Regions from separate parts of the Homo sapiens genome. Here region 1 is linked to region 2. A link is a loop called in an ENCODE intact Hi-C map of the cell type or tissue named here. Cell type or tissue: endothelial cell of umbilical vein. All regions are shown on one strand. Each heading gives the region's core, and the rest is flanking DNA. Links, peaks and the distances in the headings are about the cores only.

What was found. Hi-C counts contacts between places; a loop is a spot of excess contacts. Peaks named below come from ENCODE experiments on the same cell type or tissue, not always from the same donor. Only the 100,000 strongest peaks of a DNase experiment are listed, where the experiment ranks them.
Region 1: it touches region 2 in a loop (8-fold over the local background); 8 of 110 quality-filtered maps call a loop at or near these places.

The regions. Positions count from the first base shown.
Region 1 is chr15:60,667,491-60,680,188 of GRCh38, forward strand. It overlaps RORA (RAR related orphan receptor A), which reads right to left. Exons shown (of 11, transcript NM_134261.3): 2 at 11,167-11,196. Among named protein-coding and RNA genes, the nearest start is that of RORA-AS2, 7.7 kb to the right of the region's middle. In endothelial cell of umbilical vein, for the core only: no CTCF peak of the experiment used is centred there; a DNase peak (open chromatin) is centred at 6,641; H3K27ac peaks cover 907 bases.
Region 2 is chr15:60,586,512-60,599,209 of GRCh38, forward strand. The region is part of intron 2 of RORA (RAR related orphan receptor A); the gene reads right to left. It overlaps RORA-AS1 (RORA antisense RNA 1), which reads left to right. Exons shown (of 6, transcript NR_120342.1): 4 at 11,937-12,001. Among named protein-coding and RNA genes, the nearest start is that of RORA-AS2, 89 kb to the right of the region's middle. RefSeq lists silencers at 5,163-5,282, 5,313-6,362. In endothelial cell of umbilical vein, for the core only: a CTCF peak has its summit at 6,369; DNase peaks (open chromatin) are centred at 4,890, 5,570, 6,050, 6,360 and 1 weaker place; H3K4me3 peaks cover 2,689 bases; H3K27ac peaks cover 1,574 bases.

The DNA of each region.
Region 1 (12,698 bases), core at 2,250-10,249, 81 kb after region 2:
AAGCCGAGAAGTTAAGGTTATGGTGTGGACAATAAAAAACCGATTTTTCTCCTAATTGCCTACATGTATTAGAAGTTTTTGAATTTATACAGGCCATTGGTAGCAGAGAGTATAGTTCGTTTTTTGTTTCTTTTTGTTTTTGTTTTTGAGACAGGGTCTCACTCTGTCACCCAGGCTGGAGTGCAGTGGTGTGATCATAGCTTGCGGCAGCTTTAAACTCCTGGGCTCAAGCAATCTTTCCACCTCAGCATCCTGAGTAGCTGGGACTATAGGCATGCACCCCCATACCCAGCTAATTTTCTTTTTATTTTTTGGTGGAGATGGGGTTTTGCCACGTGCCCAGGCTGGTTTTGAACTCTGTGGCTCAAGTGCTCTACCTGCCTCAGCCTCCCAAAGTGCTGGGTTTACAGGCATGAGCCACTGCACCCAGCCCAAAGAGTATGATTCTATTTTTTTTTTTTAAATTTAATTCCTCTTCATGACAGTCTCTTGTGGCAGGAAAGTGGTTAGTTTATAGATAGAAGAAATCTAGGACCAAAGAGATGAAATAATTGGAAATCATTGTTTTGATAGAGTCAGGGGCAGAGTTTGTGACAGCATGACAGCAGCATTCCTTGGCTGCTGCTCTCAGGGGGAAGCCCTACAGCCTTGTTTCCACTGCAGACTTAACTGTCCTCACTCCACGTAGATCAGTTCGATTCCTGAGCCCGAATGACAAGTTGAACTACCAATAATGCCTTGCACAATGTTTGAAGCGACATAATCAGCCGGAGAGGGACTTGTGTCAGTTAGATTTTGTCTCCTTAAAAATCAAGAGCAAGAGTGGTAAGAGAGAAGTTTTTTAACAAGGAGGAAAACCCTAGACAGTTGTCTCTAAGGTTCTTCACCACAGCTTCAAGGACAACCAGGAAAAGAGCTGCTATTTGAGGCAACTTCATTATAAAATCATTTTTAATAAGCAATCTTAACAAAGAGAGGGAATACTCTTGTGGAGAAACCCTCCAGGGACCCAGAGGCTGCCCAGTTAAGTTATTAGGAAGTTTCACACAAGGGACCAAACAGCTATTTCATTGGCCTCGGGGGACAGAGTTTAGTTTTCACCTGTTCTCTAGAGGCACTGGTGTTATCCTGTCTACTAACAGCAGAGACTGGTAACAATCAATTATCCCGACGCCCCAACCTGGTGAGGGAAAGTGAATTTTCAGTTTTGTCGACACAAAAAGACATGGTGTAAGAGAAAGAGAGATAAATTAACTCAATATGATTCATTATACTGGAGACTAAGAACACGCAGCCAATGAAAATGCCTCATCAGGACCTTGGTATTCTTTAAGTAAAACGACAGAAACATATTCTAAGGAAATTAAGAAATATCCATAATGAGAAAAGGATGCTTAGTTGTCCTCTTACCATAATTGTCCAGCTACATGAGGGAAATAATTCTTTGTGCTGATGAAAAAGTAATAGTCACTGCAGTTGACTTTGCCTACCTAAGGAGTGAGCAAGGTTTGGAATTTGGGGTTTAAATTTTTATAAAGCTATTTGTAGCTGAGTTTAAAAGGGTTGGAAAGACAGAGGCTCCCAGGGTAGCAGAGTAGCCTGCAGCCAATTAGCAGCTCGAATGAAAGAAAGCAAGGAGAACCATTAGCCGCAAAATTCAAAGTGCTTATGTATTTTTCAAGTTTCACTGCACATTCCATGCCTCTGATTTTAATGAAATGGCAAGAACGGGTCTTACAATTAGACCTTAACACCGTGGAGTTAGAGAAAAAGTGAACATCCTTTTTCTTTAATAATCAGAAGAGCCTTCTCTTTTCGGACCAGATCTCTCCTTCCCAATAAGCGTTTTTTTGTTTGTTTGTTTGTTTGTTTGTTTGTTTGTTTTTTTAACGTAGTTGGTCACAGGAGCACACACAGAAGTAGTTCTAACTAAGGATAAAAATGTCACCTGGGTTCAGAGAAGGGACTGGAGCAGGGAACATCTGATTCACATAACCCTAACTAAATGACTGTGGCAGAAAAACATTGTTTATAGGTCACTGCTTTTTTTCACACACATTCTGTGGCTCCACATTGGTTATGAGAGAAAGCCAAAACCTGCTCTCTGTTCTTACTGGTCTCCCTTTTCCTTGTTAATACTCTACTCCAGTCAGACCGATCTACACAATCATCCCTGATCACACCTAATTCTTGCTACCCTTCCAGAGCAAGCTCAGCTCACCACACATGTTCCCAACTCATACAGCATTTAAACACATATTCTATTAGGTTGGTGCAAAAGTAATTGTGGTTTTTGCCATTGAAATGGCAAAATTTCATAGCCCTGCATTTTCCTGCAATTCTTTCATTACTGAAAGTTCCTCAAATGTGTGTGTCCTTTCTCCTAGATACAGACTAAACTATTAGACAGGGAGGAATATAAGTTAGATTACCTATACTGCAATGTGCCTTACACAATGTTAGGCACAGAGCAGGGGTTAAAAAATATCAAGCTAAGAAAATCTGCCTGGCTCCCTGCCCTATCTTTCCATAGGTATGAACTGCAGTCTACTTTCCAGCCTCTGTTCCTCAGACCCCGATATTACAGGTGTCTGGATTGCCTAGCATATAATTTCCTTCCCCTTTCCTCTAAGAAGAAAATGTAAAATAAAAGATTTATAGATTAAGGCCTTTCCACTGAATCCAAACCTTAATCTAGTATATCCTACCTCTTTTTTTTTTTTCTTTTTTTTTTTTTGAGATGGAGTCCCACTACATTGCCCAGGTTGGGGTGCAGTGCTGTGATCTCAGCTTACTGCCGCTTCGGCATCCCAGGTTCAAGCGATTATCCTGCCTCAGCCTCCCTAGTAGCTGGGATTACAGGTGCACAGTACCACACTCAGCTACTTTTTGTATTTTTAGTTAAGATGGGGTTTCACCATGTTGGCCAGGCTAGTCTCAAACTCTTGACCTTCAGTGATCCGCCCGTCTCGGCCTCCCAAAGTGCTGGGATTACAAGCGTGAGCCACCATGCCCGGCCACTCCTCAATATGCCTTCTAATCAGTATCCTTGGCTATTAACTATTTAAGACAGTAGGAGCTGGAGTTGATGCCTAGGAGACATACAAAATCAAGAAGGGAAAGAGCTATCACTCCTACATAGAAAAACATGTTTTCCCAGAAGTGGAAGTGGATTGGGTGGAGAACATTCCATTGCAAGGGATTTTGGCAGTCAAAGGAAAATATTTAATTGAATAGCTTAAAAATCTTCATCCTTATAATGTATAGATGTGGATGTCAATTATAATCCAAAGGGCCATGTGACTACAAATGCACTAACTTCCTGGCCACAGAATTGATAAAGAAATCAGTGTAAAAAATTTAGTGTCATCACTGAAAGTGAATGTAGAGTGATCACTCTCTTCTTGTTTTAAACACATTGGCATCTCTGTTTCTTCTACGTTTTTATTCCTCTGCGTACAGATTGCAATAAAAAGAGAAGCTGATATAAGTGTAAATCCAGTCCTAAGTTCAGATATGCTTAAACATCCTCAAAATCTAGATGTTAATTTTCTTATATCTCCTATATATCCCATTGATATATATATATATATATATATATATATATCTGTTTCCTGAGCGTTCTGTTAGCTTCCAGGGTTTTTTTGGGTTTGGATAGGTTTCAAAGAAACCACTGTGTCCGGAATCATAGTACTGCTTTGTGGCAATGAAAGTTATAAATGAATTACTAAGTTGGTCTAACAAAAAAGTATAAATTTATTATAAATGTCATTAATGTCCGTTAAAGGCTTTGTTTCAGAGGAAGATGGGTTTGTGCTGTACGAAATATATGTCATTACTGGTGTGGGGTACATAGCTGTCCTAGAAGCAGAAGTAACCACTTTGAACAATTGTTTTATTATGGAATCAGTTGTGTTGTATGACATTAAGTAGACATCAGTTCTTTGATGAACTAAGTTAAATTGTTAAAAAGATAAGTAATGGTCATTTAAAGTAAGAAGGTTGGCTAGGCGCAGTGGCTCACGCCTGTAATCCCAGCACTTTGGGAGGCTGAGGCAGGAGGATCTCTTGAGCTAAAGAGTTCAGAGACCAGCCTGGGCAACATAGCAAGACTCTGTCTCTCTCTTTTTTTTCTTTTTGAGACAGACTCTCACTCCATCACCCAGGCTGGAGTGCAGTGGCGTGATCTCGGCTCACTGCAACCTCTGCCTCCCGGGTTCAAGTGATTCTCATGCCTCAGCCTCCCAAGTAGCTGAGATTACAGGCGTGTGCCACCACTCCTGACTAATTTTTGTATTTTTAGTAGCGATGGAGTTTCACCATGTTGGCCAGGCTGGTCTCAAACTCCTGACCTCAGGTGATCTGCCTGCCTCGGCCTCCCAAAGTGCTGGGATTACAGGGGTGAGCCACCAAGCCCAGCCAGCAAGACCCTGTCTCTACAAAAAACTAAAAATAAAAAACAAATTAGCTGAGCAAGTCCCAGCTACTTGGGAAGCTGAGGCAGGAGGATCTCCTGAGACCAAGAGGTTGAGGCTGCAGTGAGCCACGCGCATGCCACTACACTCCCGCTTGGCCAACAGAGCGAGTCCCCTTCTAAAAAAAATAATAAAGTAAGAACGCTGTACAGTTTCCAGTAGACTACTTTGTTTAAATACTTTTTTTCACATAGTGGGAATAACATTCCCCTTTCTTACAATCAGTTTGTTCTTCAAGCTTAGAAGCCTATGGAGGTAGCATAGTTGTAAGGTAAAAGGAAACCTTGGTCAATTGTAAGAATGACTATGTTGCACTTGGCTTTCTTCCTATACTTTAGAGTGGAAGAACCACTCTGAAAAATGAAGCTCTTCATTTTAAAAGCATTTAAACTGGGGATTGCCTTTACATCCTGGCTCCACCACATACTAGCTAGTTGTAGGACCCTGGACCTCGGTTTTCATCTGTAAAGTGGGGATAGTAGCAACACCTACCTCACAAAGTTGCAGTAAAGATAAATAAATGAACACTTAGAAAGTGCTTAGAGAAGTGCCTAGCACTCAGTGCCCCACAAGTATTAGTTAATGTTGATACTGGAGATAACGGTGTGGCTCTTATGTGTGCACAAGGGGGCAATCTACTCTGTTTTGACTCCAGGCTTTGCCCAGCTGGGTGAGCTAACGAGGTTTTTCACTTCTCTAAGCTACTTGTCTCTCATGTACATTTTCTTATTTAAAATGCGGGTGCAAGCAGTACAAAGCTCCTAAAGCTGATGAGCAGATTAAATGAAATAATGCACGTAAAGCATTAAACACAATGCTTCGAATATTCAGATTGCTTGGTAGGTGGTGTTCCTGCTATTGCTGCTGCTGCTACTACAAGTAATGGTACTACTGCTATTACTTCTGCCATTATTACTGTCAATATGAAACTAAGCATATTGCAAACTTATGTCATAGACATCTAGCGCTTTTTAAAAAATCAATCTAATCATGTCTAACTAAGCATTTATCAAGTATGTAATAAGTCTATCAAGTCCACACCAATCCCTCGTAGGCTAGGCATGTTTGTTTTCTCCCTGGTAGTGATTATGGATTTTAAAGAGCCAATCACCATCTCAACACACCCTTTGGAACGTATGTTATGAAGTGGGAATACAAATACTTTTTGTCCAAATGCAATTCATGAACCTCAAGTCTACTAACTGGGCAAACTTGAATCAACTGGATGTTGGGATGGAAATGCTCAGGTAACTATTCAGTTTTTCTATGGAGTTCACAGGTCCTCGCCATGAACTGTGGGCTTTAAGACTATGCAAATCTTCTACTTTGGAAGAACTGACTGGCAGGGCCAAGTGCAATCCATTTATTTTTAATATGATGAGACAGAGAAATCCTGTTAAGCTTAGGAGGGCTTGGCTGTAGCTGAGCAGGCTGACTCTAAACAAGGCAAACGCTTCCAGACAGTACAGAGGGATTTTTACTTTCTCAGACTGGCTGATTTGAAGAAACTAAATAGATGTTACTCTGTAAGAATGGGTGGAGATGAGCAGCGGGGATAGGTTTTAGCACCCAGGGTTAAATTTTTGCCTTTTGCTTTATTGCTATTTTATGCTTGGATCACAATATGAGAATCCTCGATGTTTTCTCTAGTTTTCTTTTCCTCTCCCATACTTCCAGCTTAGTTTGTTTTCCAGTTATGAGCGACTTATGGAACTGGTACACCTGGCATTTGTGTTTTCAGATTGTTTTATGTGATTATGCACTTCTATCCCACCCTATCCCCTATCTTGTCTCCCTCTAGTCTTTACTTACAACTAGTCTGTAAACGCCTGGAAGGTAAAAAGCCTATCAGCGCAGAGTAGGTCCTCAATGAATAGTTGTCCCTTAATTAGCCCTTAAGAGGCCAGCACCTGTATTTTAGTCATGACCCACTGCCAACAAGCTTGCTGTCTGAGATAGCTGGTAGCCTTGGTAAGCTAAGCAATGAATCTTCCAGTTACTTTGTGAGTACTAGGTTATCCCTTTTCCTGACTATTTGTCAATGGGCAGACAGGATCTGGATGAAGGCCTACTAAAAGAACTTCAGCGTGGCTTCTTCTCACATCTGTCCTAATGGAACACCCTGCCAGCAACAGAAATTATAACTGCCGTGAGTCACTGTGAGTCACATGGGTTGCCACGGAAACCTACTAACTATATCACCAAAGCACCTTCCATTAGCTTTGCCAAGAATGGTTCCTGAGTTTTCCTGGACTGTGAAAACAATGTGGGTGAGCCCCAAGTTTGGGGTTGCTAAGAGTCTACAATAAAAAAGTATGGCCTCAAGGATAGGAAAAAAAATGAGAAAATAAGGTTATTCTAGTTTTTGGATCTCCTGAGTAAATGGCAACAATTGTGACAACTTGTTGGGTTCATTTTGTGATATCAATGAATGCCTATGGAGAGGAGGTTGAGGCCTCAAAACTAATTTTCTCTAAGTCAAATTCAAAGCCAAGTCTCTGGGGTGAAAAGTGAATACATTAACCTATTCCATTTTAAATGATTGCAATAAACACTTTTTAAAATGGATGCAAAAGATTAGTTCTCAAAGAAATATTTTGATTTGTGCTAAAATATTTTACTATTGAGAACTAAATCTTTTTATAAATAACACAGTGCTTTAATTTTATATTGTAGGTATTAGCCTGCTACAATCAAACATTTGAAAATGTACTAGATTACCTTTTAATGGCTATTCACGTTAACTGAAAATATTTCCGAAGATTCAGAGGCGTATCTTGTTTGGGTTTTTATTGGGGAAAATTAACAACTCAAGTTGGGAGTAAACTGACACATTTTCCTGACTGCTTCCACTGAGTAACCTGCACCTTTCAGAAGCCTGTATCTGTCCCTCAGTGTGGGAGAAAGCAGGCAGGGCAGGCTAGGACAAGAGGTACAAGGACTGTAAACAAGGATGAGAACAGAAGGAAGCAGCAATGGTCTGATGCCTCTGGAAACGGTTCAGGGGCCTACCAGATATCTTTTGGGTCTGTGTTGTGGTGGCTGTCTGATATATGTCCTCTGAGGTTAGGACTCCATGATGCTAAACTTTCCAGTAGCTGGAAAGAGCTAGGATGATTTGTTGCATCTTTTCACCTCCATATTTATCCTCTTGTAACGTTGTAGCAAATGCAGAACTATCCAAGAAGAATTAGACTAAGAATTCAGGAGTGAATGACTCGTTGTCCTTGGCAAATAATAAAAACCAACACAGCAGCTGATTCCGAAAATGATACTTATCTGCATGGTGGCTATTTCAGCAGGAAAGAGACCAGAACAAACTTGTGAAACACCAAAGCAAAGCAATCTTGAAGGGGTCCAACCAAATACATGTGCTATATAATCCCCAGGAAAATTAAATTGCAATTCCACACCACAGTGTAAAATTGATCTAATATTAAAAACTCTCTTTTATGTTTGCACACCAAAAACCAACAGCAACATTTCCTATCAACAATTGAAGAACATCACAAATATAAGAATTCCTTGAACAATTTGGGCACGAGAAACACTAGAAATTCCAAAGCTTGTCTTCTCCCACTGGCCAACTAAACAGAAAACAAACACTTAAGGTACCCTTCTCAGAAGCTTAGGAGAAACTGAGTTCTCCAAAGACTATGTCCATGGGCTCCTCTGAAGCTTAACAGTCAAATTTCCCTTCATGGGAATTTCTGCCTCAAGTCACCCAAAACATTTATTTTTTTTAAAAGAAACAATACCTGTGCTTTCCAGATAACAAGGTGGACTAAAATACTATCTGGTGTCACAACTATTCAGGCTCATTTTGCAGTATGTGCACCTCTGTCTTGTGTACCTGTGAGCTGACACTCTGGTCTGATAATATATTCTGCAGCTGTACATATTAATTTGTAAGTTGAACAATCTCTCCGTGAGGGCAGTTAGGAAACCAAGATTGAAATTGCTAATGTCGGGTGACTTCAGCTGTCGATGATTATGTAGTCAAGTCTTGACTAAGGTTTCCAGAACCCTGGCTAAAAATGGAAGTTTTGAGACGGTACAAAAATGAATTCATACACTTCACTGATAGTGAAACTTTTTGAAGAACAGATGTCAAGATGATTTAAGAGGAGCTGGAATTTAACATCTTAAAAAAAAACGTATAGGCAAGTTAGGACAGTTCAGTTTTCAAGAAAAATCCAACAAATGCTAAAGAAGAAGTAATTTGGGTGACTGTTATTAGAGAAAAAACTGACTGATTGTCTTTCTCCTCACAAGCTGTGGGCCCTGTGGAGATGCTAAGATCAGAAATACGATGGGCTGTCTGCTGAGCTGGGTGACAAAAACAATCTCCATGTTCAAGTGGCATGGAGGACTTCCACTAACATGTAACTTGGACAATTCAATTTCTCCTTGGCATATGTAAAGTTTTGTGTCAACTGTGTTTTCAGGTGCTATTCTTTCCAATTTTGTCATTCGGCCATTTTTTATTCTGGGCCCTCTCCCCCAATCATGAAAGTAAACATCAACCAAAACAATATCATTTCTGATCCAAATCTTTCTGTCCATTATATAAAAGGAGCTTTAAGTCTTTCTACATTGACTTCAAGCTTAATGCCTAAGAATTTTCTTGCTGATTTTCACAGTTAGAAAGGCACTCAAAGTCCACCCTGTGTGGCTATATCTTGATTTTGCATTAAAGCCAGTATAGCTGATGAAATTCTTTAAGCCTTTGTGGAAAGACCCACCTGGTTCAAGTGTCTGTTTTTAGAACACCAATTTTTCCTCTCTAGCCACCACTCTCATGCTGTCATCTAAGTCCCTCCATGAATTTAAACTCAACCACAGGTTATTGTTTCTGCAATAGCCCAAGAAAATTATTCTCAGGGATGACAGTTCCTCGAATGTCTCTCTTTATATGGACTGTCTGTATACTAGGTAACATCTAGATTTCTGTCTATGTTATCTTATTAGTTGGGATGTACTCTTCATGTCCAGTGGAGCTGAAGTAGTGGTTTTGTTCACTTATCTAAGAGCCAAGTCATAATGCAAACAGTCAGTAGCTTTCTGTACATTGCCAGGTGGCCAGGAGTCCATACCCCAAACCACCATAAACAGTAGGCACAATCATCAGCCCCTGTTGGGGAGAGGCCCAGGACTGAGCTAGCAGAAAGACTGAATTACTTACCACCTCTAGAGTGGGTCCCTCCGGGCCAGGGACGAGCTCATGGGCAAGGCTGTGCAAGGAAGCGCTCTGTACCATGCCTGCCCTGCGGATATACAGAGGACTTCAGTCTCCTGCACTGTCAATCTCTCAGTCATCATGAGCTCAATTATGCACCGACAACAGCAAGAACAAGAACAACAACAACGACAAAACAACCCCCAAAAAGCTAAGGGTCACAGACTACCCTGATGGAGGGACAGCCAACTGGAACTGTGCATTGAGAGATGGAGGTGCCATCCGGATCATGTGTCTAGTACGGGCCTGACCTTTTCATTGTTCCTCAAGCAAACATTCCATTGAAGGCCATGAGAGAGCCACGTGGAGAGACTGCAGGACAGGGCCCTCAGAGTCAGGCAACTTCTCATCCAATTTGACGTTTTTTGGTTTTTTCTTTTTTTTTTTTTTCATTTTTGTTTTCTACAAATACAGATAGACAGACAGACAAACCCAAGAGCAGATTTCAAGAATCAACTGAGGCACAAGATAAACTACTTTGATGTAATACAGATGTTTTCCCCCAAACGTTTCACATGAAATAAAAAAATTTAAAGTGTAATTAGGAAAAATTGGGGGATACATCCTTGTTGTCCCTGTATTGTGCCATAAATATCTCCACTGCTTGCCTTAGAAGAATGCCCAAACATATCTCATAGGTAGCACGTATCCGTGGTCTAAAATAGTCATCAAATTCTAATGACACCATTAATTCAAAGCCTAAATAATATGCTGGTCAATTACAGTGAAAGTTGACTGCCTGCATCAATGATGTCTTGTTTCATCCTGAGGTTCAAGGCACAGTCAAACATCATTGCTCAGATTGCAAATCACAACACCTTACATTGACGTGAGTTTGTAACTTATGGTGTAGTTCAAATGAAGGCAATTGATGAAAGCAGTTGAACCTGAGAAGTGGGATGAATACAGAGCATAAATCCAGCACACGTTTCCACATCAAACTACCGATGCCATTTATCAGGGCCCTCGCAGGCCATGCCCGTGGTCGAGCGACAGCGCCTCTATTCCCAGTCAGCATCTCTGCTCCACAGACATGAGTACGAAACGGCCTAATTTGTGAACTAGTGGTGAGGAAAAGGAGACCAAAGCTTAAAAGAAATCAAGGTGATGTTTCCTAGAAACATACCAGCTCTTCTAAGAAGGATCTAGGATAAGGGTGATCAGTAAGTAATTGATCCTCCTGGCTAGATTTCATGATTTTTCTAAAGCTTCATGGCTGGAAACACTGGAATTCATCAGAATATGTCTCTAGCCTCTCTCTTCAACACACACTCAGTACAAACAGGTGGAGATGTGCCACTTCCGACCACTACAGATTGAAAAAAAATGACCTCTGTTGACCATGGATCACAGCTGAAACATTAGTATATACTTGAAGGGTCACAGCAGCCAGACATATGCGAATTCCAACTCTTCAGAAAACTTTGGACAGAAAAAAAATGCATTACTTACATGTATGTGTCTTCTTCGTTACTGAGATACCTGGAAGAGAAGAAACAATAACATAGGTTAGAAAGTGCCCTGTGTGTGCTGCTTTGAATGTCCGTCATTCCCAGTGTGCTCAGGAAGGCGTTTAGTTCAGATGGGGAAGTGGAAGCAAGACCAGTTTTAACATTGCACAGGAGTGTCACTAGACCTACCCCAAAGGCATGCAACCGTGACTGATGAGGCAGCGACCATCACCTCCTGGTTTAAGAGGTTCTGTGGTAAAAGTGGGGAGCATGGACAATAACTAAACAGGGTTAAACAGGACGCGAGGAGACTCTTATTTTTTATTTTAAGTAGGGGAGACAATCATGTTTATAGGCAGAGTGGGAAAGATGTAAGGCACAAGAGAGCAATGCCAGCCTACTCAGACCAGGGTAAGATGAGCAACACGGCAATTAATTTGCTATGGCCATTGGTTCTGTGTTTACTCTTTAATGAAAACGACCCTTCCTCCTCCCATGAAGCACAACTTTTAATGGTGAGGGGGAAATACATCCACCAAATGTACCTATGTGTCTGTACTCATTAAGGTCAGAAAGGGAATCACTGCTACTTCTCTAAAAATGGCCCCCAAATGTTTCATACAGTTGAAACACAACTGAATGAAATGTATGAACACAAACTACGAAAACACGAGCGATTCATGAGTCAGCACCCTTGATATTTCAGGATGATTTATAGGTAGCAGGTGACAAATAGAACTAAGCAACATTTGGCACAGAAGTCCTGATAAAGATAGCATAAATGTATGCTTTGATGCAAACAACACTATCTCCATTTCAGAATTACTACATTTTGAATCCTTTATGCTGCATTCTTCTTGGGAGACGTTCTTGAGACTAAGTAGGCTCAAAGTCATAAAACTGTTGAAAACATTTAGCCTGTGACTAAGAACTGTGGTAAACCTTGAAATTTTTTTTTCTTTCAAGTTATTAAGGGAACTATTTAACCCTCCTTTGGAAAGTAAAAGTTGTTGAAAAATTTGGCAGCCACATCAGACCTATTACTTAGCTAGGGAACATGTCGTACGGGGAAGAAATCTGTTGTGAAAATCCACGGCAGACATTTTTTAAAAAGTTGGTTCCGAAGTTGTGAGCCAAGACCAAAATCACACACTTGCTCCCCCCAACACTTTCCAAAGGACTTATTTAGGGAAGTTGAAATTACATAGCCCAACTCAAATTCTTCTCCCCGACCCCGCAACTTTTATTGAGGAAAACTATTGTTTTGTTTGTTTGTTTGTTTGTTTGTTTGTTTTAAATCATGTTTGAGTTGGCTTCACAAAGTGAAGTTAGAACCTTCTAAAAAAATCCTTGAAGACTGTCTCACATGAAAACTACAAAAGTGTTCTAGAATTTTTTGAAATAACCTTTATCGTGGGAAGGGAACTTCCCCCAGCAGCAGCAGGGAGTAAAGTTTAAAATCTGAATACAATTTGCAACTCCAGCTCATGACACCAGCACCAATAAATTGATACATTAGTGCACTTTCAGCAT
Region 2 (12,698 bases), core at 2,714-10,713:
CTTACAGTCTTTCATTTGAAAGATGGATTAAATGTGTTCTGCACAGCCCCAAAGGAAAGGATCAGAATTAAGGGATTAAAAGTACAAAGGAGAGAGTTATGCTTGATATAAAAAGACTTTTCTAATTCAAGATGGAGTAACCTACCTTTAAAGATAGTGAGTTCCCCATCGTTGGAGGTGTTCCAGCATAACCAGATAACTACTTGGCAGAAATATTGTGGGCAGGGTCCAAATCCCAGTGAGACATTCATCTGAGTGACTTTAAAGGTTTCGTCTGAGACTGAAATAATCCTTATTTGCTTTCAGACAAACACACCTTAATCCAGCAGTCATTAAGGCCATTCCCCACTAAGTGAGAAATGAGATTTTTCAGATCTACTTGAAAACTTTTAGACTTCACGTGATTTTCTAAAAGACAAACGATTTCTCAAGAATAGATCTACAATCATGCCCCTAAGCTGTCATGAAAACAAACACGACAGCACTCACAAGCACGAGAATTCGTAAGCTTTATACTACACAAAGTCATATTAAAATTAGAAGATGCATTTGTGAATGTTCCCTTTGCCTAAGGATAAGTGGAACATATAGATATATCTCTCAATTCTATCATAATGGCGATTGGTTACACAGGTTAGCTGTACTTCATGGTATTCTGTATTCTTGGGGAAAATAATGCTTATATTTCACTCATATCCTCTTAAAACAAGCAGACTTAATGAAAATCATGGTTGAAGAGAGCTAATGATAAGCAAATAAGAATAACCCCATTTGTACCAAACTGATTTTATTAAATAGTAATTTAAAGATATTAGGCTCAGCAAAGCATTACATAATTGGATCTATTTTTTTCCCATATAAATGCCAGAGTTATAATTTCCACTAACTAGAGACAAAGTTATATCCAGGACGTTTTTCACAGCTTCCTCCAGGGGAGGCATGAAGATAGAAATTAGGGTTGTAGTTCTTGTTTCACGTTATCAGATGGAAAAGCTAGGCTATAACGCAACCTCTGTGAGCCTCAGTTTCTTCATCAGTCACTGATGGGACTATCAGTGACTCTCTATGGAGGATTAAATGATGTAAGAGTGTTTGTAAACCATAAAGCACAAAATAAATATAGATTAGCATCATCTCCCTATTTGTTTATGAAATGCCTAGTAAACTTCAGAAGCAGTAACATTTTAAAAAATGAAATAACTGGAAAACCTAGGGAATAATCTTGACATTATTTTTTATACCCACAGGAGCAAAGATTTTTAAAGTTATCGTATTATCTCCTGAAAATATGATGAGGGCTAACAAATTTCATTCCAAAAAGAAAATCCAGAAACAAAAGATTTCAGCTGCTTCCTTGCATTTTGCCCATTGGATAGTATATGCTATTATCCATCTATTTAGACCTCCTATCTCTTGACAATTAACAGAAAAATCATGTTCTATCATGTCACACAAAATACTGACGGATAGAAAAAGCTCTGACTACGACTCTCTCAGTTCATGAATCAAAAGGTTGGGATGGAAGGGAGTTATCTTCAGTAGAATAGCTAGATGGGGGAGACAGAACTTGTAAATCATTCCTCAGAGGGTCTGTATGTGGTCTTTGAGATACTATCAAATGTCAATTCACACCTGACTTGTCACTGGTGGATGGCTCCAAAAAAACTGTTTTTTAAGTAGAGAAACATAAAAGTGGTGTAGCTGCTGACTCTGAGTGTCTAATTATGGCTTTAAAATTATTAAATATGAAATACATAAAGGCAGCCTTGATTTCTTACTAATAAGTGCTGTAAATAGTAAAAATGAATGCAGAAAACATTTCCATGACAGAGTATTCTTAGGAAATTTGTTCCACATAAGGGGTTTTGTTGATCCCTATAATAATTTAAGAGATTTTTAAGAAAACTGAACCCTACATCTACCTCTGCAAATCTATTCATCCATCCATCCATCCATCCATCCATCCATCCAGTAACTTTTCTCCAGTAAGTGGCCATTTATAAATATTATTTTCCTAGATACCCCAGAGCAAATAAGAAAGTGGTTGGGTGCTATTGTAGGTGCTTTGCAATTATCACCTTGCTGATCTCATCCACTTTTATTGTGTCTCACTTGAGTGGGAGGGAAAGATAGGAGAAAAAGGAGACTAATGAGAATTATTAATATATTTACAAGTGTATCTACTACATATTAAAGAGCTAAGGTTTAGATGACATACTGTATATTTCTAAATGACTATTTCTGTTTAGAAATTACATTATTTCATGACTGGGCAGCATTAAATAAATTATATGGTTCTCAATTCAAATCGTGGGCAAAAGGGTTTACTTGTGCATGCTGCTGCTTTGTATCTCAAGTAACGTGATTGAAATATATAAAATCAAGAGGCTGCCCATGAAAATGGTGCTTTTAAAATACTCTCTACTTCATGGAGGGTCCAGGCTTCTCCCTCCTCCCATGGACAAATGGATTCAGAAATCCTCTTTGTCTTTAAAAGAACTGATCCCTTCTTGCCAGATAAGCATTCTGCTCAGTAGTGGCAACCATTTGGGTTTTCTCTTTTCAAGATCCAGCCATCACCTTCTCCCAATCCTTCCCATCACAAGTAACAAAAATGGTACAAAAATCCCAGTGAAGGGATACCAGGCAATGGGTCCTTACAGTGAGATCAGAGATCGAATTCTAATTTCATTTCGTAGAAAGAAAGGCCAAGTTCTTCAAAACTACAGAATCGTATTTATTACAGTTGGACATACTACCAACACATACAGTATTTTCAAAGTGGTGAGGAGTCTTGCATTTGCACATGAATCAGGCCGGACGAAGAATCTACGGGCCAGAAATTCCCTTTAAGCCTCCCTGTGCTCTTATAACTCCATTTGCACAAACACAGGCTGAGCACTCATATGAAGCAAAGGGGTATATCATCTACTGAAACTGATGAACGTCTTACATTTCCTTTCAGTACTCCGCTGCCGCGTGACATCTGGCCAATGCACTTTTATGATGAGCAGAACAAGTGCTCCCCCGATTATAAATGTTATAGCTGGCTCTCTCCCTTTGCCCAAGAAGCAATCCAAATGGTATTGGAATTTTGTTGTTAATTAAACAAAAGCAAAATTGAAGGATGAGACTAGAGTTACTCAAATGAAGATTTATTACATTTGAGCATGAAACTAAGCCTAAACTTATTTGACAACTAATGCAGAGGAAGGATTTTCTTCTTTGGTGAGTTCAAAGGGCCTGATTTACTGATGTTTAAAAAACATCAGTAAATCAGCCAACAAAGAGAATCTTTCTTTTATGGTGGCTTGTTCTCTCCTCCCTTGTCCACATGCATCCACATACCAAAAAGCTATATTGTAAACAGTATTTCTGTTTTGCACGAAAAATCTAGTTATACAAACTGTCTTACACATGGAACCAATTTAACTATTAAAACTGAGAAGCAATAGGGAAGTATTTAATAAGATTCTAAGCCAGTTTTTTCCTCTAAATCTGATATGGAAACATTTACAGCATTCCTCACTTCCCCACAAACTATTTTCTCTTTCAGCTTAAGTTTGCACCAAAGCAAGATAATCCCATTAAAATTCAGGATATTATGATATTGGGAGTGAAATATTCTAATTGTTCAGATGCATTCTCTCTCCCTCTTCCTCTATCTCTCTCTCTCTCTCTCTCTCTCTTTCAGGCAGCTGAGTTTATAGAAAAATTGCATTGCCAGTACTTCTGAGGCACTTTTTTCAAAGCACAATACTATGAAACTATTATTTTATGGCAGACAGAGGTCACTCCAAGTGTGGGGGTAGCGTGTGTGATTCTTATTATTCTATTAGCAAGGGACAGTATGGAACTTCACTTTGTAGAATTACAAAAGCAAAAGCCTATGTACTAGGAAACATCAACTTTAAATCAAAATATTAAAACGTACTTTCCTTTTTTTTGGTGGGTCGTTACTGTTCATTAGGGGAGAAAGCAGTTTAAAATGTCTCAGCCTCTCGCCTTTCCTCCAATCAACACAAAGTATATTAGACAAAGTGGATAAAGACTGGCATTGACATCTTCCAAATAGCAAAATCAATTTTATAATTTAAAGACAAAAAATGCTTTAACTGCAGAGGGCATTTAAGACGTTTCACACTTACAGGGCTAATGAAATGCAGGACTAGCATAAAAGTTTTTTGGGGGGGTGGGGGAGAATAGATTTTTTAACATAAGAAGTCGATAAGAAATCTTAATAATTTTTCCTCCCAAATAATTTTAAGTGCTTAAGAGCGCGGATCACGGGAGGTTTCCTCTCTTTTACTTATATGAATTACATATTCTAAAAATGATTAAATCCCATTCCCCTCAAGCCACAGGGGAAAAGAGAAAATTTGCTGTGGGCACATTATATAGAAAGATTTCATCTCAAGCAGCTCATCTTAACGTCCAGTACGTTTCGGCCTGTTAATAATTAATAAAAGAGATGCCACCCAATCTCTAGTGAAGAAAGGCAAAGCTCGGTGATCCGAAAGTAAACCCAGCGCAGATACCGAACTGGTGTCCTTCATTCCAGATTGCAACACAACCCCAAACTAGCAAACGTTTAACAGGCGCTTGGCACCCGCACCGGTGGCTAGGACCCGCAGGACAGTCTGGGTCTGCACAATTGCTGCGCATTAGGGAAGCCGCGTCCGCCGCAAACAGATGGGGCTCTAAATCCCCAAGCCTGGCGGCCGGGCCTGCGAAGCAGCTCGGGCAGATTATCCACGGCGAGGAACCTGCGGGCGCACAAGCGGGCGGCGGGCGGCGGGCGGCGTGCTGCGGGCTGAGTTTCTCCGGAGCTGTTTGCAACCGTCCCAAGAGCGAGTCTCGGTTTCTCCGGCAGCACGGGCGACTTCCTGAACACCTCCAAACTTTAGCTTTCCCATCAGAAAGTTCCCTGACTTGCCACGGTTTCTCTCCTTCTCACCTGAGAGGACCTAGAGCCAGTCCTCCCTCCAACCAAATCCCCCTCCCCTCCCGCCCCCGGCCCGGCTACGGAGTCCTGATGAGGGCGGAAGGCCGGGCCGCCCGGCAGGATTGGCCGCGACTAACCCGCGCCCGTCGGCCCTCACCACGGTCTAACCTCCGCCCCTGCCCGCGGATCCCGTGGGCTGCCGAGTTCCTCCCCACCTCCATCCACCAGCCAAAGTGTCAAGCGGGGTGCGCCGCGGCTCCCTGGGCCGCCCAGAGCGTCTTGGCACGCTCGAGGCGCCCGTCTCGCTCCGGCCCGCGCGCTTTCGGAAGTGGCCGCGGCGGGACACAGCGCGGGACACAGCGCGGACCTGCGGCACTTGCCCGGCCGGCGGCCGCTGAGGCGCTCGGGGACGCAGGGGCAGGGCGCAAGGCCTGGGGCGCTGACCAGTCCCCGGGGATGACATCGCGACAACGCGCACGCACGGCCCTGCCCGGCCGCGGCGCCTCCCCGACCTAGGCCGGAGCTGTCCCGGGTGCGGGCCCTGGGGACCGGCCGCGGGCGTCCCCGGCTTCCTCTGAACTCCGCAGACCCTCCCCTTCCTTTCCGAAGCGCGGCGACTCCCGGCAAACTTTCTTTTGGGAGACCCGCCCGGTGCCAAGCGGACCCAAGAGACTGACAGGAGCCGGAGGGGGCAGCAGAGGGGGATCCACCCCGTGCGCCTTTGCCCCCCAATCGGAGGCAGGCCGATCCCGTGGCCGGGCTCAGGTGGCGCCGCGGCGGTGGCCCAGAAGGCCCTGGCAGGGCCCCCGCGCCGAGCCCCGGGCAGTACGTGCGTTCGGGCAGGCGCGCCCACCCCTCCCCCTGCGCGCCCTCCTCCCCGCCCCCCGGAGCCGCCAGCCCACCCGGCCCCGGCGGGGCGCCCGGGCTCACCTTTCATCGCTGCGATCACAAAATACATCATTTAAGCCGCGGTGCGGAGAGCGCAGGGAGAGCGGATGGTCCGACCCCGGAGCCCCCTCTGCCGCCGCCGCGCCGCCGCCGCCCGAGCCACAGCAGCAGCTGCCGCAGCTGCCCGCCCGCCGAGAGCCATCCCGAGCCATAAGAGGCTCCATGTGACCGGCTGACATCACGGCCGCCGCTCTGTTTACACCGCGCCCCTCCGCTTCCTCCCGGGGCGGGAGGCGGGAGGCGGGAGGCGGGAGGCAGGCGCGCCCCAGCGCCGCGCCCCGCCCCGCCCCCGCGGGCAGGTGAGTAGCAGCGGCGGCTCTGCTGGCCCACCCCGGCCGGGCCTGCCCTCCCGCGCCCCGGGCCCTCGCCCGGGCGCCCGCCTTCCCCTCGCCTTCGGGATCACCTGTGGCCGCCGGTCGCTTTTCTGCACGCAGCGCCCCGCGGAACGCGCCTCTGACCACTTTCTGCCCCCACTCGGTGGGGCAAGAGGCTCGCAACCCGACGCCACTCTCCCGCTGGCTTGCCGGAGCACTCGGGGGCGATAAATGCGCCAGCTCGTTGGTGGAAAAGACAGGTTTGGTCTGGGGAGCTACGGTCACCCGCATTTCCTAGAGTGCCCCAGCTCTAATCGGAAGGTACGGCCCACTTCTGGGCCGTGGAGAACGAAGCCACTGGGACCGTCCGGGGAGTGGAGTAAGCTCCTCCGAAGTCTTTCTGGAGAGACTCGGCCTGGGCGGGGGAACTCCGCCCACCCAACCCTTGGCAACCCTTGGATATTGGCAGTTATACCAATAACCAAGGTCCTGGTCTACACCTGTCCCCCCCAACCCCCTTCCCCGCGTCCAAGACCACTGATACCTGCAAGGAAAGCCGGAAATTGTATGTGAATCACCTAAATGAACTCCAGTTGCCAGCTGATTTGAGCCGCTAAATTCCCAGGCTCTTCCATATCTCTCCAGAGAACCCATCTACAAGTAGGAAAAGCTATCGTTTTCATACCCTAAAAATGAAACACTGTGGTAATTCTGACAGAAAATAAAGACCTCTGAAGGTGAACTTTGTACATTTTAACATGCGACTAAGACTTAATTCCCTCTAAACTTTGAAGCTTAATTCTTCTTACTGTCCTTACGGAACTGTAAATCATGACGTTATTATTTTACAGGTCAATCTCTTTACAATGAATTTCAGATGCTACATACCCAGAGTCTGCATTGTTTAAAACTTTGGTCAGGGTGTCTATAGTACCGAGCATAACAGAAAAAAATTCTGAAAAGCCAAGTTTGCGTACCTATTGCGGTTCCTTCACGAAATTTCATTCTGCTTGCTTTTCTGTTGGTCTGTTGCCACGCACAACTTAAAATATCAGATGGCTATTAGCTGTTGCATTCATGATGATTAAGCAAGGATAATTCTAGCATATTTTTTTCTCCATGTAAGTGAGTTGCTCTTGCCCCTGAGTTGGGCCACAATTTAAAACACAAGCAAATAATCAGCACCGTAGAAAACAAGGATTCATACACTCCCTCCCCAGCCCCCTTTCAAGGCAAAATTGAGTCTTCCAAACATTTATACAGCGCTCTGATTTAGAAGGTCAATAAAGTTCGTTGTCCTTCAGTCAAGCCATGGCTTTATAAAAGTTTGATTTCAGATAAATTCATTCTAATACAGCTTTTTTTCTTAAAGATTTTTCCCCCAAAAAAAACTACAAAGAAAAGAAATTATAAAAATGTGAACCCAAGACCTACCCATGTTAACTCAGCTGTCCAGCCATAGCAAAGTGGACAAGAGTTTCAAATGAATCAGCCATACCCACTGTAATGTTTACAATTATGAAATTAAATCACACCACGTTCCTATGATGCAACTATATCTCCCAATGAGGCAACGCCCCTCAGTTACACTGACACCATCATTCACATTTGGTTATTGATTTCCCTTGTGCTAACGACTAATGCCAAGCTATCCTATAAGCAGGTCCCAGGTACAATTTTCTTTCTTTTGTATCGTTAAAGGATGGAAAACCATCGGAGACTGCATCCTCGGAAGTATGTTCTTCCCTACTCAATGCAAGTGAACCCAGATATACAACTCGGATGATTCACAATGCTACTTTAAAACAGTATCCTGCTTTAGAAAACAATGTTTTCAAAAGAACCAAATCTATTAGCTCTAGCGTGCCTTGTGAGACATCTGACTCCAAGGTGAATAATCTGACATCACTAGTAATCAGTATTTATTTCCAGATCATTTCAAATGAAATCAGTCATTGGGAACAACATGTAACATGACATCTGCTCCTGCAGTTATAAGTAGAATCATTCATTCTATAGATATGTCCCCAATAGAAATATAATCTCAAGTACTTATCTGAAATATTTACACATTTATTCAACAAAGACATTTCCAGAATAATGTAATACTGACCTTGCCCTTTGGAGATGTACTTCATTCACTTCCTACAACTAATGAGCAACAGAATTTCAGATATGAAGTCCTAACCTTCCAATGTAGCTAGATGCTATTTGTAATACATGCCTCTATTAAATGTCTTCAGCTTTTAACCCAGGTTATATTACTGTTCTTTATATTAACACAAAGCTCTTTGAGAGTAAAAACTATAGGCTGTTTTTTTTTTTTAACCACTCAAAATGCACATTTTCTATGACATTATAAGGCCCCAACCAAACAAATCAGTCAGGAGTAAAAGGGAACATCTCCCATATTGAAGGGACATCTCCCTTCAATAATACCAAATTGGAGCCATAAATGATACATTTTAGCACAAACTTTTACCCACTGTATATTAAAATACAATCATGTAAAAGCCGGGCATGGTGGCTCATGCCTGTAATCCCAGCACTTTGAGAGGTCAAGGCGGGTGGATCACTTGAGGTCAGGAGTTCAAGACCAACCTGGGCAACATGGTGAAACCCCATCTCTACAAAAATACAAAAATTAGCCAGGCGTGGTGGTGCTTGCCTGTAATCCCAGCTACTACTCGCGAGGCTGAGGCATAAGAATTACTTGAACCCAGGAAGTTGAGGTTGCAGTGAGCTGAGATCACACCACTGCACTCCAGCCTGGGCGACAGAGCAATAATCTGTCTCAAGGAAAAAAAAAAATACAATCAAGTAGAAATACAATAAAATATTAAAATGCAATAAATATGTAGGAATAATCGTTTGGATTTTATTAAATAAATGCTTATGAGTACCGACTGAGGGAGAACACAGTGCTAAGGAACATATTCTTTCTTTTTCTTTTTACCAAGTGTTCTGAAAAAAAAAAAAAAGTAAAGTAATATTGCTTACATGAAGATAATTAAACAGAATGGGACTTCTTTACCAGGAATGGGAGTTTGTTATATATTAATTTGCAGCTCAAAGGTTTCTGTTGACTAATCTCAGAAAAAGAAGGCACACAACATACTTATAAACACATGTAACTCATCTCAGAGTCTCCCAGGATGGTCACAGCCCCACGTGGTGTTCCTGTGTGCTGGGTTCCACACTGAGTCTGCCACACAGTAAGAAAGTAGAGAGACACTTCTAATGCCAAGTTGTTCCCAAAAACACCTAGGGGAAAAGATGGGTGCATTTTTGCAGGAGTCTAGACGGTAGTATCACTAGTAAATTGGTGCCAGTCTTCCTATGTTACAGTTTAAATAAATGATACTTGACTTTATGAGCGTATATTTTGTTTTTCACCACACAAGTTCTGATCTCATAATTTGCCACCCCAAATCACAGATATAATGCTATTGGGGAGAATGACAAACCAGTGGACTGGCAAACTTATCCCGAATCTGCAAGTGGCTCCTAGGACAAAGGTGATTTCAAAGTTTGCTGATGCATGTGAGGCACAGCATTTTGGTTTTGTCTCACCCAGGCCCTGCGTCTCTCTCTCCAGTGTGCGTCTGCTTGCTAATTCAATTAATTTTGTTATAGCTGAACAAGAAAGGGATCAGTGAAAGGTTAATGTGGTCCTAGGCAGCTTGATTCAATGGAATCCTTAGCCACCACTGCACTGTGACCTTTAGGAGTTGAGCCATTCTGGTTGACATAGAGCCAGGGGACCAAGTTTCCTATAAACACAATAGGGTCAGACCCAGAGAGTTCTAAAGCAAGGATACTTGGGAAGCTATGGACACATCACAAACTAACCTAGAAGAGATCACAGCCTTGCTTAAATATGAGTCCAGAAGGAGCCAGTTTCTCATAAAGGAACACTTACAAATGGAGTAACACTGGTGAGACCCAGAAGCCAACAGTAAGACAAGGAACTCTGCTGTTTATGAGTATAAAGGGGGACGGGACAAGTGGATTAATGTGGTTTATCTGCCTTATTCATGATTTTAAAATGAATATAGATGTAGATTGAAATATGCATGTATGTATACATATGCATAGTTCATGAAATATCGTGAAATAGACTACATTTGGGTGGCAAGAGACACCTACACTTTTACACACTCACACCCACCCACACACACATACACATATTTCTCATAATCAGCCACACTTACTGAGTAGGTATTATGCTGACACTGTGATGGATAATCAAACAAGAATAAGACAGTAGCCCTGATTTTGAGAAGGTCACAAATCAGCTGACCTGTGCTCTGAAAACTGTAGAGTTCCGTGAGTCGGTCCAAACATTCCTAAAGGTGTAACATGTCTGGTTGCCCATTGAAAAGATGTTTGCGCAGCACTGTGCCACTCACTAACAGTTGATAGATGACTGCAAATCATTAGTGTGGCTATTAGTGTAATGGGATGTTGGAGGTGAAAGATTTGACTAAATGGAGACAATGGTGCAGGGCTTCTGGGATTTCTGGAACCATATATTTCATACACCTATTAGGAAATTCAGAGGACTGGCTTATGTTTTGTAATCACCACAATAAGGAAAAGGGTAAAGTTCACAGGCATACAGAGCTGAGCAACCTCCACAGAATAGGTGGGTGGCAGGTGCCTCACTACACACACACCAGTCAAGGCAGGAAGGGGAGAAATGCAAACCAAGGCCAAGAGGGACCTCCATTCCTTTATGTCCCCATGCTGTGTCCTCACCCCATTCCTATACCTGGCAGTGGTACAGGAGATACACACACACACACACACACACACACACACACACACAACATATATATATATATATATATATACACATATATATATATATATACACATATATATATATATATATATACATACATATATATACATATATATATATATATGTAAGCAAACACAAGAAATACAAGTGAACTCAGAATCTGGAATCCTGGGTCCAGGATAGTTTCACACTTGTCATTAGCTTTCTACATCACATCGGGCAAGCCATTTTACCTTTCAGGACACCAGGCCCCTCAACTGTAGCCTGATGGAGTAGGAACTGACTGCAACGGGCCCCTACCACTCGAACATCCTGTGACTGCTTTCAGAATCATTCCCCATCCACTTTTCGGGAACACTTTCTTCCCTTTCTCTATGCTGTGCCGTATCTGCTTACTTCTCCAAGAAGCCTTCTTTGTTTGCTTGAACTCCATGGTATGGTGGAATGGGCTTTGGCATTAGATGAAGTTGGGCTCAAAACCAACCTACATCCCACTCACTAGCTGTATGAGCTTGAGCAAACCTTTGTTTCACCATACGTCAAATAAGGAGAGTAGAGCCTTGTAGGGCCACTAGGAGGATTAAACAGTATACAGAAAGGAAAAAGTGATATCTCTCAGTAGAGCTTACAAGTGGAACTGCCATCACCACCCCATCAGCCCTTACATTGTTACACACACAGCACCTGTGCCTGACATAAAATGTTAACCCTTAATCAAAATTTGTTGAAATGTTTCTCCGCATGCACTTTTGCTGAGCGTTCTACAATTTTGAAACTCGTGTGTGTGTGTCATGTATATAAAACAAGTATAGTTGACCCTTGAACAACACAGATTTGACATGTGTAGGTTCACTTATGTGAGAATTTTCTTCCGCTTCTGCCACCCCTGAGACAGTAAGACTAACCCTTTTTTCCTCCTCAGCCTACTCACTGTGAAGACAATAAGGATGAAGACCTTTATGACAATCCACTTCCACTTAATGAATAGTAAGCATAATTTCTCTTCCTTATGATTTTCTTCATAACATTTTATTTTTTCTACGTTACTTTATTGTAAGAATACAATATATAATACATATAACATACAAAATATATGTTAATTGATTGCCTATTTTATTGGCAAGGCTTCTAGTCAACAGTAGGCTATTAGTAGTTAAGTTATGGGGGATTCAAAAGTTATATGCAGATTTTTTACTACAAGGGGGTCAGCACTTTTAAACCCTACATTGTTCAGGGATCAACTGTATTTATTAAGCACCTGCTAAGTATTGAGGACACAAAGATGGATAAGAATTAAATTGTCCATTGGCCTAAGAGGCCCTGTGGTCTAGCAGGCTTTTTATGTCTTATTTCCTATAGGAGAGAAAGTTCTCATCCAATGAGCAATGACTAAACACCTTCTGTGTGCATTACACTGTGCTAGTATGTCGAGAGGAAAGGACAAAAATCAAGGTATCAGTCTATCCTCCAAGGAGCTTGCAATCTAGTAGGAAAATAAACGCAATGCTTATAATGTAAGGCAGAATGTGTGGCACATACTCGAAGTGTTCCAGAAATAAAGTGCCATGTAAGTCAAGAATAAGAGTGGTTACTATGTGCGGGGTTCATCTGAAACTTTAAGAGAAGGAGGACTTCATGAAGGATATTTGAGCTAGACCTTGAAGGCCAAATCACATCTTGGTGG